2 separate regions of the Homo sapiens genome follow, and region 2 is linked to region 1. The links are chromatin loops, found by intact Hi-C in ENCODE. Cell type or tissue: mammary epithelial cell. All regions are shown on one strand.

Evidence for each region. A loop is a pair of places that touch in the nucleus more often than their neighbours do. Peaks named below come from ENCODE experiments on the same cell type or tissue, not always from the same donor. Only the 100,000 strongest peaks of a DNase experiment are listed, where the experiment ranks them.
Region 2: it touches region 1 in a loop (6-fold over the local background); 2 of 110 quality-filtered maps call a loop at or near these places.

Annotation. Positions count from the first base shown.
Region 1 is chr9:83,934,229-83,942,228 of GRCh38, forward strand. It overlaps QNG1 (Q-nucleotide N-glycosylase 1), which reads right to left. Exons shown (of 4, transcript NM_032307.5): 4 at 4,083-5,515. The coding sequence ends at 5,283. Among named protein-coding and RNA genes, the nearest start is that of KIF27, 17 kb to the left of the region's middle. In mammary epithelial cell, a CTCF peak has its summit at 3,839 (motif pointing right); DNase peaks (open chromatin) are centred at 553, 1,163 and 3,823; H3K27ac peaks cover 468 bases.
Region 2 is chr9:84,386,463-84,394,462 of GRCh38, forward strand. No RefSeq gene overlaps it. Among named protein-coding and RNA genes, the nearest start is that of SLC28A3, 50 kb to the left of the region's middle. In mammary epithelial cell, no CTCF peak of the experiment used is centred here; a DNase peak (open chromatin) is centred at 4,089.

The DNA of each region.
Region 1 (8,000 bases):
TTCACTATGCTAGTTTTAGTTTGATTTATTTCATTTAAAACTAAAACATCCTTAACCCAAAGGGATAAAAGAAAGGAAAAGATACACAGTGTATGGAAAAAAGAGAAATTTAGATGAATGGCACAATAATATATTTCTCCAAACTTCCAATTGTTTAATCAATAAATTGTATACCTGCAAGGAATTTTACAAATTACAGGCATGCATCACATAACAATGATTTGGTCACCCATGAACTGCATACACCATAGTATATGGTATCCCATGAGATTATCCCATCCCAGTGGGACAAGACCAGACACAGACCCTTCAATTCCTCATTCTTTTTTACAATTTTTTTTTTTTTTTCCGTAGAGACGGGGTCTTGCTATGTTGCCTAGGCTGGTCTTGAACACCTGGGCTCAAGTAATCCTCCTGTGTGGGCCTCTCAAAGTGGTGGGATTACAGATGTGCATCACCATGCTCAGCCCAATTCCTCATTCTTTGTCTCTCTATTAGAACTCTTTGTCCACCTAAAACCAGCATGACACAGAGATAAATATTTCCTGTTTGGCAACTGACTGAGACTTCTGATTGCAAAACAATCCCACATGTAAGTCCTCCACCTGTAACTTGTATACTCCTCTCTATAAAAGTCTAAGGCAAAACCACCCTGCCAAGAGACTCTGATCTTTGGATTTGGAGTGCTTTTCCTATTGTAATAGCCTGAATAGATCAATTCCCTTACTTGTTTAGGTTTTGTATTTGACTATAGCACCCACCAAAAAGCTGGAAATTTTAAACTAAAGCAAAAAACAGCACACCTCGAGAAAGACGGGTCACAGAGTTGCAAGGAAAAGGAAGGTCTAGTTGCCTCAAAGCTGATCCCCTAGGTCATATACAGTCATTAAATCCGCATCTGGGGCAGACTGGGGTGCCAGCCTGACTAAGCCATTATCCATTCAGCTTCAGGGGAGGGGACACTGTGAGGAAGCTCAATACATGATTTCTGAATTGAATGAAACAAAATCTATTAATTTGCCTTGGTGCTAATTAGGGAGAAGTTTAAGGTTGATAAAGGAAAAAAAGCAGCCCCTGATAAAAAGCTGGCCTGGCACCCACAGCTATACCAGTTAGTCTTCTGTTGGACATAATCACTTTCCTAGCCTTCTTGGCAGTTAGTTGTGGTCACGTGACTAAATCCTAGTAAGATGAAACCAAAGTGGAATGTGGTGGCTACCAAAGCCTTTCTTGTCAACCCTTTGTTTTTTTCTTTCTTTCTTTCTTTTTTTTTTTTTTTAGAGACTGGATCAGAAAGGTTACTCAGAGACCATGATAAAGTAAGACTAAATAAGGCCACTTCAGAATTTTGCCTAACCACAGAAAAATACAAGGGCATCGTGCCGTACAAAGTACCCAAACATCCTATCTCCACTAAAATGAGTGACTGCTGACTTCTTTACCAATGACAGCTTTATCCTTACTCTTGTCTGCCCTCCCTATAGAAAAAATTTGAGGCAGTCAATGGTAGAGCAGCCAATAGTATAACTGATCCTGCTTTCTGAGAGTATCCAATCTCAACAGAACAGTTTCCTTAGACCCTGCCCCAAATAATCCTCCTACTGAGTCACCCCATGCTACAAGTAATAAATCTAACCTGTTTACTTTGGTTGGAAAGCATTGACAAGGTGCCTTGGCTAAACAACTTGAGTTCATAGAGTGAGGCAAATCATTAGGAGGCCTCTGAAGAAAAATAATTGAAATTTGTTTACAAAACAAAATATTTTATAACTGATGGCAAATCAAAGGCTACTAAAGGAAACTGAGTCACCAAAGAATTAGAAAAGACTTCTCTGAATGGAGGACTGTGCCAGGGAGTTTCAGGAGGCTGTGCACATTTTCATTACCTTTAAAAGGGTGTGCAGAATGAATCAACACAACTGAAAACACTTTCAGAACTTAATTCTACATTCCATTCTCTTCTGGAACGTCAGGAGCTAGCCCCATGTTAATTATGTTCCCCCAGACTACCCTGAAATCCAAGAGGGATGTTATCTCCACACAAATCCCCAAAAACCAAAAATGTTAGAACTAGAACACTACCATTTTGCAATCCCTAATGAAATAATAGATCTGAAAAATAATCATCCATGGCTGTTAAAGCCATTAGGCAAAATGTTATTTTAATGCTCTTAGTCTGTATCAGGTAAGAAAACTATAAAATCCACTTAATGGGTGGCAAAAACTTCTTGCTGTTTCCCAGTATCCACCCATACTTTTTTTTTTTCTCGAGACTGGGTCTCACTCTGTTGCCCAGGTTGAAGTGCAGTGGTGATCATTGCTCACTGCAGCCTCGACCTCCTGGGCTCAAGCGATCATCCCGCCTTTGGCTTCCCAAAGTGCTGGGATTATAGGAATGAGCCATTGTGCCCAGGCCCATCCATACTCTCTACACAGTTTAGCTGGTATCCAATGCCCATAATACATGCCACTTTCCTAGCCTTCTTGGCAGTTAGTTGTGGTCACGTGACTAAATTCTAGTAAGATGAAACCAAAATGGAATGTGGTGGCTACTAGAGCCTTTCTTGTCAACTCTTTTTGTTTCTTCCTTATTTTTTTTTAAGAGACTGGATCTCGCTACATTGCCCAGGCTGGACATGAACTCCTACGTTCAAGGGATCCTCCTACCTCAGTTCCTCCCCACCACACAGTGGCTGGGACCATAGGAGCGAGCCACTGCACCTGGCTTCAACCCTTTCTTTCTACTCTTCTTTATTGCTTCAATCCTGCTGGCTAGATTAGAATGCAGGCATCCAGGATTGATTCCAGGTTATGCTCAGTGGCAGAAGAGAAAAGGCAGCTGGGTCTGGGAAACCATGGCTCACAGCTGTAAACGCGGTGCTTTGGAAGGCCAGTGGCAGGAGGACTGCTTGAGCCTAGGAGTTCGAGACCAACCTGAGCAACATAGTGAGACCCCATCTCTACAAAAAATTTAAATTAGCCAGATATAGTGGCATGCGCCTGTGGTCCCAGCACTTTGGGAGGATTGCTTGAGCCCAGGAGTTCAAGGTTACAATGAGCTATGATCTCACGACTGTGCTCCAGCCTGGGTGACAGTGAGACCATCTCTAAAAAAATAAAAAATAAAAAATAAAAAAAAAGAGAGTGGAGAAGGAGAAGAAAAAGAGGGGGGAGGGGAAAGAAGGGAAGAAGAAGGAGGAGGGCAGAGAAGCAAAGGGGAGGAGAAGAGGGAAAGGGGGAAGGGAAGACAGGAAGTGCCAGAAGGGTGGCAGGAGCAGAGGCCCAGAGATTACACTGGAAACTGTTATGATGCTTTCTGGTACAAGTTACAGAAAACTAATTCAAGATGCTGGAAATAATAAGGTAATGTGTTTATTATCTCAAGTATGAAGTCCATGGATAGGATGGGCTCAGGCATGGAAAGTATAGCTGGGCTCTAGCTCCACAAAATGGCTACCTGCATGATAGCAGGTATCATGCTAAAAGCATTGCTCAGAGGAAGAAAAGGGAACTTTGTCCTATATCTCTTTCTTAAAAGTGAAGAATCCTTTTCTAGAAGCTTCCCAGCAGACTTGTCATCCAGTGTCACTGTCCAGAACTAGATTATATACCCATTATCAAAGCAATCACAGGCAAGGAGAGTAAAGTGACCAGGAATAGTAAACCATTCATACAAGATCTACCTCCAGAACTGGGGATGGGATCACCATCCCCTGAGTCATACAGGACAGGGATAGACACAGGACCACTCCTATGGTTGTGCAAGTTGTGTAGTGCACAACTCCAGGAGGCCTCACTCACAGTCATTTGTAAGGTTATTATGACAAATTTCCAGCAGATGGCAGTAAAGTGCTTGGGAAAAGGGCATCTTTTTCTGACTTTTCTGAAGTCACAGCAAGCAGACAAGGTAGATACCTAACAAAATCAAGATTCTGTTAGAAGGAATGTGGCGGGGGTGGTGGGAAATGAGTACTTGACAGGTAATGAGAGTTCTGCAGCAGAAGGTAAATAATCTAACTTACAGTAAACCTTTTAAAATTATATATAGTAAATTCTATTTTAATGAAATAATCCATTCCAGGTTTAAGAAAAATTTTGAATATTTTTATTGAATTCCAATATAGTTACTCTGAAAAAACAAATTAGACAGATATCCTAAATTGAAAATCATGATGTACAAAACCCACTGTCATTACCAATAAAAAGTTTAAAATAAAGTGTCAAGATTGATTTTTACAAGAACAGCATTCATATATCAAAAACCTCTCTCTTTTTTATACCAAATGATTAAGGTATACTGAAAATTACACACCTCAAGAAAATATATCAGTAGATGAAATATTATCACTGAAGATTAGTCACATAAGGCATGATTAGTTTTGGGAAATTTAAATAAAATATTAAAGTTCCTTCACGATTTCCGTCAACTACATGTCCACAGGGGGGAAAAAAAAAAAACATAAGTCAAAACTAAACAGGCAGACAAATGATAAAGTTGGGAATACATAGCGATGTCAGGAATTTTTTTTTTTTGAGACAAGGTCTCCATCTGTTGCCCAGGATAGAATGCAGTGGCGTGACTGTGGCTCACTGCAGCCTCAAACCCCTGGGCTCAAGCAATCCACCCTCCTCAGCCTCAGCCTACCGCGTATTTGGGATTACAGAGCGTGCCACCATGCTAGGCTAATTTTTAAATTTTTGTAGAGATGGGGGTCTCCCTATGTTGCCTAGGCTGGTCTTGAACTCCTCGCCTCAAGCAATCCTCCTGCCTTGGCCTCCCAAAGTGCTAAGATTATACATATGAGCCACCACATCTGGCCTAGGAAGTTTTGTTGTTGTTGTTGTTGTTGTTGTTGTTTTTTGAGACAAAGTTTCACTCTTGTTGCTGAGGCTGGAGTGCAATGGCCTAATCTCGCCTCACTGCAACCTCCACCTTCTGAGTTCAAGCGATTCTCTTGCCTCAGCCTCCCAAGTAACTGGGATTACAGGCACGTGCCACCACGCCCAGCTAATTTTGTATTTTTAGTAGAGATGGGGTTTCACCATGTTGGCCAGGTGGTCTCAAACTCCTGACCTCAGATGATCCACCCGCCTCAGCCTCCCACAGTGCTGGGATTACAGGCATAAACCACTGTGCCCGGCCTAGGAAGTATTTTTCAAGTGAGAATGGGCAATCAATTTCCTATAACCTCGATCATGTTCTCTAAATATCAAAGCAAAACTGTACAGATGATATGATATAAAACGCAGGGGGTTTTCTTTGGATCAGTTTACACTTGAGGTCAATAATATATGCAACGTATGCGATGAAACGGAATTCCTTTCATATCTTCCCTATGGTCATGGGCATAGTCCCATAAGTAATAATCCAGAAGAATGGAATTGATCTCTCCATTAGGTTTTTCACCCTTTTGTTCAATAAGCTCCAGAAGACAATCCCGGATCAGCTCAACACACCAAAGCGAGCACCCTCTGATTTCCACCTCTTGCCTGTCTCCATATGAGAGCATTTCTCCTGCAAGGGGGAAAAGCAGTAAGAAAAATTAATAGTCAATGATACATAATCTACTTGAACTTTCCTGTAGAACAAAACAGAGTATTTAAATGGTACTCATTTTAAAACTGTAAATCTCAGACGTTATTTTTGGTAATTTAAATCATTTCAAAACTTTCGCACTGATTTTAAATTACAAGTTAAATTCCACAAAGACAGGGGCCATATCTGGCTTGTCTCAATATTCCCAGGAGCTAGCATAGCACCTTGCACATACTAGCTCCCCAATAAATATTTGATAAATGAGTAAGTGGTAACCATAAATTTAAAACTATGACTGCTAGTTATTAAAAAGATGGAATTTAAAATTGGGTTTGATACCAGAAATAAAATTATTGTAGGCTGGGTGCAGTGCCTCACCTCTGTAATGCTAGCAATTTGGGAGGCTGAGGTAGGAGGATTACTTGAGCTCAGGAGTTCAAGACCAGCCTGGGCAACATGACAAAACCCTGTCTCTACAAAACATACAAAAATTAGCCAGGCATGGTGGTATGTGCCTGTAGTCCCAACTACTCAGGAGTAGTAGTCCCAGCATGGTAGTATTGCCTGTAGTCCCAGCTACTCGGGAGGTTGAGGTGGGAGGGTCGCTTGAGTCCAGAAGACAGAGGTTGCAGTGAGCCGAGATCACGCCATTGCACTCCAGTCTAGGCAACAGAACCAACCGTATCTCCAAAATAAATAAATATTTATTTTGGGAATATCTGATCCTGCAAGGTAGGCACTGGCTGTGTCTTACCACTGAGACTAGAGTAGGACTCATGGACCCATGTCTATATGCAGCAGCCAGATGCAAACTGTAGTGAGCGAGGTAGTGTACATAGTACTATGCAAAGGTACTGTGTGTTTCCATATTTTTCTTATGAGAGAAGTCAGGAAGTTTGATTTTTATGTGAAATCTCCTAATTTTCAAGTGTTGGAAACTAATTAAAAATTGCTAGGCCATTTTTCAGGCCAAACCTAACACAACTGCAAGCTGTATTTGGCCTCTGGCCACCAAACTGCACCCATGCACAAAGTCTCACAGTACCCAGGATATCTTGTGACCTTAAGTAGTGTTACTTATGCCCCCTCCATCCAACTCTCCCATGGGCTTAGGCACTGGTCAGTGGAACAGGTGGGGAAACAGTGATTAACCAGGTTCCTCCATTTCCTTACTTTGCCCCAGGTGCTAGCATAGAAGCCCATACCTTCCTCTTCAGTTTTGCTGTTAATCATTTCCTCCAAATTTGACTATCAACTTGCTAAAACTGCCAAATCAGCCAACAGAGTGGCCACGGAGGCAGACGCTCCCACCCGAGTAGAGCTATCAGGTAAGACACTGCTCCACTTGGCGGCTGGACTGTAACCTTGAGGCAGAGGTACAAAGTTAAGCAGCACTCAGGTTCCTGACCCAGGATCATAAATGTCTGTTGTTTTAACCACTAAATTTTAGCGTAATTTGTTACACAGCAATAGATAATAGTAGTGGGTTGAACTGTGGCTCATAAAAAGATACATTCAAGTCATAACACCTGGTACCTGTGACTTTGACTTTGTTTGGAAATAGGGACTTTGCAGATGTAATCAGGTGAAGAGGTCATACTGGATTAGGATCAACCTTAAATCCAATGAAGGAAAGGTGAGACCCCTTCTCTACAAAAAATGGAAAAAGTAGCCAGGCATGGTGGTATGCACCTCTAGTAGCCCCAGCTACTCAGGAGGCTGGGGCTGAGAAGGGAGGATCGCTTGAGCCCAGGAGTTTGAAGCTGCAGTGAGTTATGATCATGCCACTGCACTCCAGCCTTGGTGACAGAGTAAGACCCTGTTTCTAAACAAAAAAGAAAGCAAGCAAGAAAAGAAGAGGATACAGGTCGGGTGCAGTGGCTCATGCCTGTAATCTCAGCACTTTGGGAGGCCAAGGCGGGTGGATCACCTGAGGTTAGGAATTCGAGAGCAGCCTGGCCAACATGGTAAAACCTTGTCTCTACCAAAAATACAAAAATTAGCCAGGCATGGTGGTGGGCACCTGTAATCCCAGCTATCCAGGAGGCTGAGGCAGGAGAATCACTTGAACCCGGGAGAAGGAGGTTGCAGTGAGCTGAGATGGCGCCATTGCACTGGGCGACAAGAACAAAACTCCGTCTCAAAAAAAAAAAAGAAGAAAAGAGGATACAAAGAGACAGGAGACACAAGGATAAGAAGGCCATGATTGGTGTGATGCAGCTACAAACCAAGGAATGTCAAGGACTGCTGGAGCCACAAGGTACTGGAAAGAGGCAAGGTAGAATTATTCCCAAGAGCCTTTAGAGGAAGGATGGTCCTGCCAACATCTTGATTTCAGACTTCCAGTCTCCAGAACTGTGACACAATACATTTCTGTTCCTTGAAGCCATCTAGTTTGTGGTAATTTGTTATGTCAGCCCTAGGAAACTAATGTAATAACTAATGCAGCAACTTACAGTATGGG
Region 2 (8,000 bases), 450 kb after region 1:
AATATTCCTGTGCACACTTATACATTTGTATGCCTTTTTCTCTTACTAATCTGCTGTCAGTTGATTTTTTTAGTGAACTACCAGAGGTCGAAGGTGAGGTTTTCCCCTCACATACAATGGTATCTATCTGTTAGATAAAAATCAGAGGAGGCCATTGTTTTGGGCTAAGTTCCTACACTAGGCCCCAGCTGACCAAATTAAAAATAAAAATGGAAGAGGTGTGGTGGCTCATGCCTGTAATCCCAGCACTTTGGGAGGGTTAGGTGGGACGATTGCTGGAGCACAGGAGTTTAAGACCAGTCTGGGCAACATAGCAAGACCCCATCTCTTCAAAAAAAAAAAAACAACAACAACAACTAAAAATAAAAACAGAGTAATTCATGCTAAAGTTGCACATCACCCAACCTAAATTAATTTATCTGAGCTTTCATAAAATCAGTACAGATAACAATTTCCCAAATGGGCCAGTTTAAAACTTCAGTTGCGTAACAATGAAGCTCCCTCTGCCTAACCCTTACATGGAAAAGGTTGTTTAGAGTGACCTGATGTAAGCTAATTAGTTCTTTTTCTATTGTTCTGTTTCTCTCTCCTGCCTTATAAGAAAAGTAGCTTTGAAACAACAAATACACTCTCTGTTTTTTGCTTCTGCTTTTTTCAGCCCTTCTCTGTCTTTAAAGCAAATCTCTTCCACTCAGGTCATCTGAACACTTACTCTATTTTATGGAATGAAATGTTGCCTGATTCTAGGATCACAATAAAGCCATTAGCCAGCCTTGGTGGCGTACACCGGTAGCCCCAGCTACTGGGGGAGCTGAGGCAGGAGAATAAATAAATAAATAAAACACAAGCCAGTTGAGATCTTTAAAAGTAAATTGGTTGTAATGTTGTCCTTTGACACACCTTTAAGTCTTGTCCCTAATAAGGGTACATCTATAAATTTAAGGCTCTGTAAATCTGGAATGAGAAAACATTTCACATTTCCAGGACAAAATCACATAACTTGTAAGTAATTTTGACTAAGTCTTTTTTTTTTTTTTTTTTTTTTTTTTTGAGATGGAGTCTCACTCTGTCATCCAGGCTGGAGTGTAGTGGTACGATCTCAGCTCACTGCAACCTCTGCCTCCTGGGTTCAAGCAATTCTTCTGCCGCAGCCTCCAAAGAAGCTGGGATTACAGGCATGCGCCACCACGCCTGGCTAATTTTTGTATTTTTAATAGAGACAGGGTTTTGCATGTTGTCCAGGCTGGTCTTGAACTCCTGACCTCAAGTGATCTGCCCACCTCAGCCTCCAAAGTGCTGGGATTACAGGCATGAGCCACTGTGACTGGCCTAAGCTTTATGAGGGTTATTATTATTATTATGTTTTCAGACAAGGTCTCACTCTGTTGCACAGGCTGGAGTGCAGTGGTGTGATCTCAGCTTACTGAGGCCTCCACATCTGAGGTTCAAACAATCTTCCCGCTTCAGCCTCCTGAGTAGCTGGGAGTACTGGCATGCATCACCACGTCCGGCTAATTTTTTTGTATTTTTAGTAGAGATGTGGTTTTGCCACGTTGCCCAGCTAGTCTTGAACTCCTGAGCTTGAGCAATCAGCCCGCTGCAAACTCCCAAATGCTGAGATTAATGCCCAGCTGAGGATTATCTTTCAAGCTGTTTTTTTTTTGTTTTGTTTTGTTTTCATATAATCTTGCTCCTTCTAAATCTTTCAAGAGGTTGACTTAATCACTACAAGGCCACTATTATTTTAGTAGAATTATTTGGTAGAAGTGTTATCTTAGTAGGAGGTCTTCTTGTTTTCTACAGAGCACTATTTTATTTTATTTACTTTTAGAGACAAGTTCGCACTCTGTGCTCAGGCTGGAGTGTAGTGGTGAGATTATAGCTCACTGTAACCTCAACCTCCGGAGCCCAAGTGATCCTCTTGCCTTAGCCTAGGAGTTGCTGGAACTACAGGTGTGCACCACCATGCCCAGCTAATTTTTAAAATTTTTGTAGAGACAGAGTATTGCTATGTTGCCCAGGCTGGTCTAGAACTCCTGACCTCAAGCAATTCTCCAGCCTTGGCCCCCCAGAGTGCTGGGATTACAGGTGTGAGCCCTTGCGCCCAGCCTGTACAGTATGTTTTGTTATGGAACTGGAATTATCTCCCATAGAGAAGTTGTCACTTACAGAGAGAGTCCAAGGGAGCACGTGTATAGAAGCTGGCACTTGGAGAGGATAGATGCCCCTTTATCAACTAAGATGGACCCTAAGTTTATGGAAACAAAGTTACCTATTGCTCAAGGGCACGGGGCCTGGCTGGCATGGCAAATTTCTAAATTCCTACAGCTCTAAACTCCCTAACAACAGGAGCTTTCAGATCCCTCCTAACTCTGATTTACAATTGAGACCACTACAGTTCTGATTGGACGAAGAACAGGCCTTACAAATATTTTCTGATAAGCTACTGCAGACCTTAAGCCAGTTTCAGCCAGTGTCTAGAGGCCATGCACAAATAGTCTTTGTGTCCTATAGTTCTTTTGATATAAAGAGTCAAACCCCACCTCATTTTAAAGCTAAAGCCCTGGCCCAAAGTGAACATGGGATGTACGTTACATATGTTTCCCCATCGTGCTTGTGCTCAGCCTCCCTCATAAATATGTACAGCGTCCCCCACCTCACCCCCAGCAAACCTGCTGAATACGTATGACTCTGTTGTGTGACATGGACCCTGTGAGGCATAAAACGCAAGATGTCCTTCCCTTCTTTGAAGAGAGAGCAACTTTGTCCATGCTGGAGACATCCCCTTCCTAGTTTTCAAACTGGCATTGCCAATAAACCTCTCCTTTTTACTATTTAGTCATCCTGGTGGTCTTTTAGATGGCAGTAAGGAGCATAGCATTACATTGAAATGAACAATTTATAGTTAGCAAAATGCATTATTAAGAAAAGATTGTCAAGGTATTCTGACCTGAAATGCCAAAAGAAAAAAAAGAGAAAAAGTCTAAGTCAGGATGAGTGGGAGTGAGAGTGGTGCATTGGTGGAGTTACAGTCTAATTACTGTCAGCCCTTAGCATCAGTGCGTTCCACATCCATGGGTCTAACCAACCTCAGACAGAAAATACTTTAAAAACAAAACAAAAATACTAATACAACAATAAAGATAATACAAATAAACAATACAGTATAACAACTATTTATATAGCATTTACATGATATCAGGTATAAATAATCTAGAGATGATTGAAAGTATATAGGAGGATGTTCTTAGGTTATATGCAAATACTAGGCCATTTTATATCAGGGAACTGAGCATTCTTGGATTTTGGTTTTGAGGGGATCCTGGAACCGATCCTCCACAGATATTGAGGGACAACTGTACTGTATGAGAAAGCGTGACCTTCACACCTAAACACCTAAACATCTTTCTCCCAGTTTTTGCATCCCACAACAGCCTTATGAGAAAAAAAGTAACTTCCCTAAAGTGAAATGGGTAGTAGGGTAGAACTTAAAATCCCCCCTTGGGCCTTGGAGAACACATAGATCTTGAATGAGGTGTGAAAAAATATTAGCTATGACAATGGGTTGTGGCCCTTCAAGGGGCCACAGGAGATAAGTGGTTATGATAGTACATCTGTTGTATTAAAATTTCAGGGGAAGGAGGGTGGTTGGGGAAGAAGTCTAAAAGCGCTCTTTCAAGGGTGCAATAATACTAAAAATGGTTGAAAAACACTGCCAATCACATTTCTTGGGCAGCGCTTTTTCATCCATGGACACATAATTTCAAACATCTATATGAAAGGATAACCCCGCAAGGCATTGACCTTGCCTGCTGCCTAGATGGAGCCGATTCATCAAGACAGGGGAATTGCAATAGAGAAGGAGTAATTCACGCGGCGCTGGCTGTGTGGGAGACCAGAGTTTTATTATTACACAAATCAGTCTCCCAGACTGATTCGGGGAGCAGAGTTTTTAAGAACAACTTGGTGGGTGGGGGGAAGCCAGTGAGCCGGGAGTGCTGATTAGTCAGGGATGAAATCGCAGGGAGTCAGAGCTGTCTTCTGGCATTGAGTCAGTTCCTGGGTGGGGGCCACAAGATCAGATGAGCCAGTTTATCCATCTGGGTGGTGCCAGCTGATCCATTAAGTGCAGAGTCTGCAAAATATCTCAAGCACTGATCTTATGAGCAGTTTAGGGAGGGTCAGAATCTTGTTGCCTCCAGGTGTGTGACTCCTAAACCATAAGTTCTTTTCTTTCTTTCTTTTTTTTTTTTTTTTAGGAGTTTTCACACTTGTTGTGCAGGCTGGAGGGCAGTGGTGTTATCTTGGCTCACTGCAACCTCTGCCTCCCGGGTTCAAGCGATTCTCCTGCCTCAGCCTTCCCAGTAACTGGGATTACAGGTCCATGGGACCACGCCTGGAAATCTTTTTTTTTGTATTTTTAGTAGAGACAGGGTTTCACCATGTTGGCTAGGCTCGTCTAGAACTCCTGACCTCAGGTCATCCACCTGCCTTGGTCTCCCAAAGTGCTGGGATTACAGTCATGAGCCATTGCGCCTGGTCATAAACCATAATTTCTAATCTTGTATCTAATCTTAGTCCTACAAAGACAATCTAGTCCCTGGGCAAGAAGGAGGTCTGCTTTGGGAAAGGACTGTTATCGTCTTTGTTTTAAACTATAAACTGTAAACTAAGTTTCTCCCAAAGTTAGTTCAGCCTACCCCCAGGAACGAACAAGGACAGCTTGGAGGTTAGAAGCAAGGTGGAATTGATTAAGTTAGATCTCTTTTACTGTCTCAGTCATAAATTTGCAAAGGTGGTTTCAAAATCACAAACCTCCTGGTGCACATTTAGCTACTAGCATTCGAAGTTCTTGACAGGGCTCCCTCTGGAGTGTTGGAAACATAGTTCTCCCACAGACAGATAGTAACCAGGCATCAAGGTTTGATTTAATTCTTTAATGAGGGAACCAGCAGGGAAACAAAAGCACTGATTCAGAGAGCATTGGAAGGAGAGGGATTTGTGTAGTCCGTGGGAAATAGGTGTTCCATCCGATTGTCAGGTTAGATGTACGACTTTAACTTGCTAAGGTGCAGGGAAGCCACCATGGCTTTGAGGTTTGCTTTTCCACCATGTCACAAAGTCAAAACAATGTGTCAGTTTCTGCAGGTTAACTTCTAACCTTACAGGGCTAAAAACTACTACTGGCAATTTTCTCCTGAATTGTTAGTGACAGCCTTTGGGGGAGCCCTATGAGGATAGGGGGGGCTTCTCGGGAGTGCTCCAGCACACCACAGAACAAGGGGAGATCACCACTCTAACTTCCTCAAGCCTGGTGCACAGGAATTCTTTAAGAGAAATACGGATTTATGATGACCATTCTTCTGATTATTGCTGAGCAAACAGCCCTGGAGTGTGGATTCTTAATTAGGGGACTTCAAATGATGAGCACCTTTCCAAATGGAGAATATTTTTTTTTTTTTTAATTATTTGAGATGGAGTTTTGCTCTTTCACCCAGGCTGGAGTGCAGTGGCACGATCTTGGCTCACTGCAACCTACGCTTCCCAGGTTCAAGCGATTCTTGTGCCTCAGCCTCCTGAATAGCTGGGATTACAGGCATCCACTACCATGCCTAGCTAATTTTTGTATTTTTAGTAGAGATAGGATTTCACCATGTTGTCCAGGCTGGTCTCGAACTCCTGACCTCAGGTGATCCACCCACCTCGGCCTCCCAAAGTGCTGGGATTACAGGGGTGAGCCACCACGCCTGGCCTCTTTCCTTTTTATTTATGTAATTTATTTATTTGTAGATATGGGAGTCTCACTGTGACGCCCAGGCTAGTCTCGAATTCTTGGCCTCAAGCAATCCTCCTGCCTCGGCCTCCCCAAGTGCTGGGTTTACAGGCATGAGCCACTTCCCCCAGCCTTTTCTTTTATTTGTATTGCCTTTATTAATATCACAACTTAATTAATCCTTGGCATTATCTTTCTTTTACAGTAAAAGGACGTCTGTTGAGCATCTACAATGTGCTAGATATTGGGCTAGGTATTTTCACACATACCTATTTCATGTAACTTCGCAATGACTCTGAGAGGTAAAGAGCACGTGTATTTGTTTATATATATGTTTGCATCTGAAGAGGACGCTACATCCTTCCAAGCAAGAGTTGTTGGTAGCTTGGACCGTGGTGGTGGTGGAGGTAGCAAAAGAACAGGAAGAGGTGGACTAGCGGGGAGGTAGGACCAACATAACCTGCGATGGGTTGGGGACGGGGAGGGAGGCGGAAACCTGTGACTCACTCCCGTTTTCAGCCTACCTCCTGTTACCTGCAAAGCGGATTTCACAGCCCTTATTGGAGCATCACACTGCACCAGGAAAGGCAGGTGTGTAGGTGGAGTACTTGAGTCCAGGTCCCACTGAGGCCACCAACTGCCTTTGCAGCCTGGCGACGTCTCAGTTCCTGGTCTTTATTTTTTATTTTATTTTATTTATTATTATTTTTTTTTTCGAGACGGAGTCTCGCTCTGTTGCCCAGGCTGGAGTGCAATGGGGCAATCTCAGCTCACTGCAAGCTCCGCCTCCCGGGTTCAAGCGATTCTCCCACCTCAGCCGCCTGAGTAGCTGGGATTACAGGCATGCGCCACCATGCCCAGCTAATTCTTGTATTTTTAGTAGAGACAGGGTTTCACCATGTTGGACAGGCTGGTCTCGAACTCCTGACCGCGTGATCTGCCCACCTTGGCCTCCCAAAGTACTGGGATTACAGGCGTGAGCCACTGCGCCTGGCCATTTCCGGGTCTTTAAGCTCTGGGAAGGGGCTCACCTCTCAGAGCCCTGGGCTCACCCCAGGGCGATGCCCTGGTTGTCAATCGGGGTAGGGGTGGGGGCTCTGTGTGCTGTGGGACACCTCCCAGGGTCGGGGCTGTGTGGTCACTGCTTGGCACCTCCCTGCGCCTGGTCCTGTGCCTGCGAGAAGGGCAGGAGCGACCTCACCTCCGCAAGGTCTGCAAGGGGCACAGGCGCTGGGAGCACGGCGCCCACGGGGAGGCTGCAGGGGGGCGGTCGGGGCACCAGGGAGCCAGCGCCCTGCTGGCTTTCACGTGTGCATTTGGGAGAAAGCGTCCCTTTGGATAGACACATTTCAAAAGGGCGACTGCAGCCCTGGGTCATGCGGCTTTGGAGTCGAGCTCTCTTTGGAGCAGAAGAGAAGTTGCTTCCTTCCGGGAAGGGCTCCCTCTCCTGGCAGGGCACAGGGCTTGGACTCAGTGGGGCTGGGGCGGACTTCCGCTCCCCCATGCTGTGTGCTCATACTCTGTGGGACACTTTTCTTCCCTTTTCCCACCTCCTAACCTTCCATTATGGCGAAAGTCTACAGGCAGCTGGGACCTGCTCCCTGCTTTGGGTGGGGTCGCAGATGTGCTGGGCCCATTCAGACCTTGGGGAGAGGACTCAGCACTTCCAAGTCCCAGTTCCCCAGGGAAGGCTTGGCTCTGGTGACAGAAAGTGGGCTCCTTCTGAAGCATTCTGTTTCATCTTTTTCAGTTGCTTTCCTAACCCATGTCATGCAGACTCTTGATTAATAAAAGCTGGCACTTAAGGATATCAACTATCCATAGGCAATTTAAGCAAAAATCCCAGGAGGTGGGGTGAGTGGCTCAAACCTGGGAGAAAGGTGTGGGTGGTAGAACCTGGAGAGAAGGGACAAAGACTCTCCTTTGACCAAAACTTTGTTTAGCCTTTTGAGTCCTTTCTGACTAGGCGGACCTCAAGCTTCCCTTTTTGTCTTTGTAGAATCCAGTTTGAGCAAGAACCTGCCAAGTGAATTAAGCAACAACCCCCTACCCTTGGTATCTGTCCTTATCCCTTACCCTCTATATCTTATCACCCTGGACTGTCTTCAGCAATAATCCTATCAAGACAATTTAGCCAGAAATCCCCTTTCCTCGGCGATTTTTCCTTAGTAACTTTTCATCCATTTGCTTTTTGGCTATAAATCCCCACTTGTCCTTGTTAGAGTCA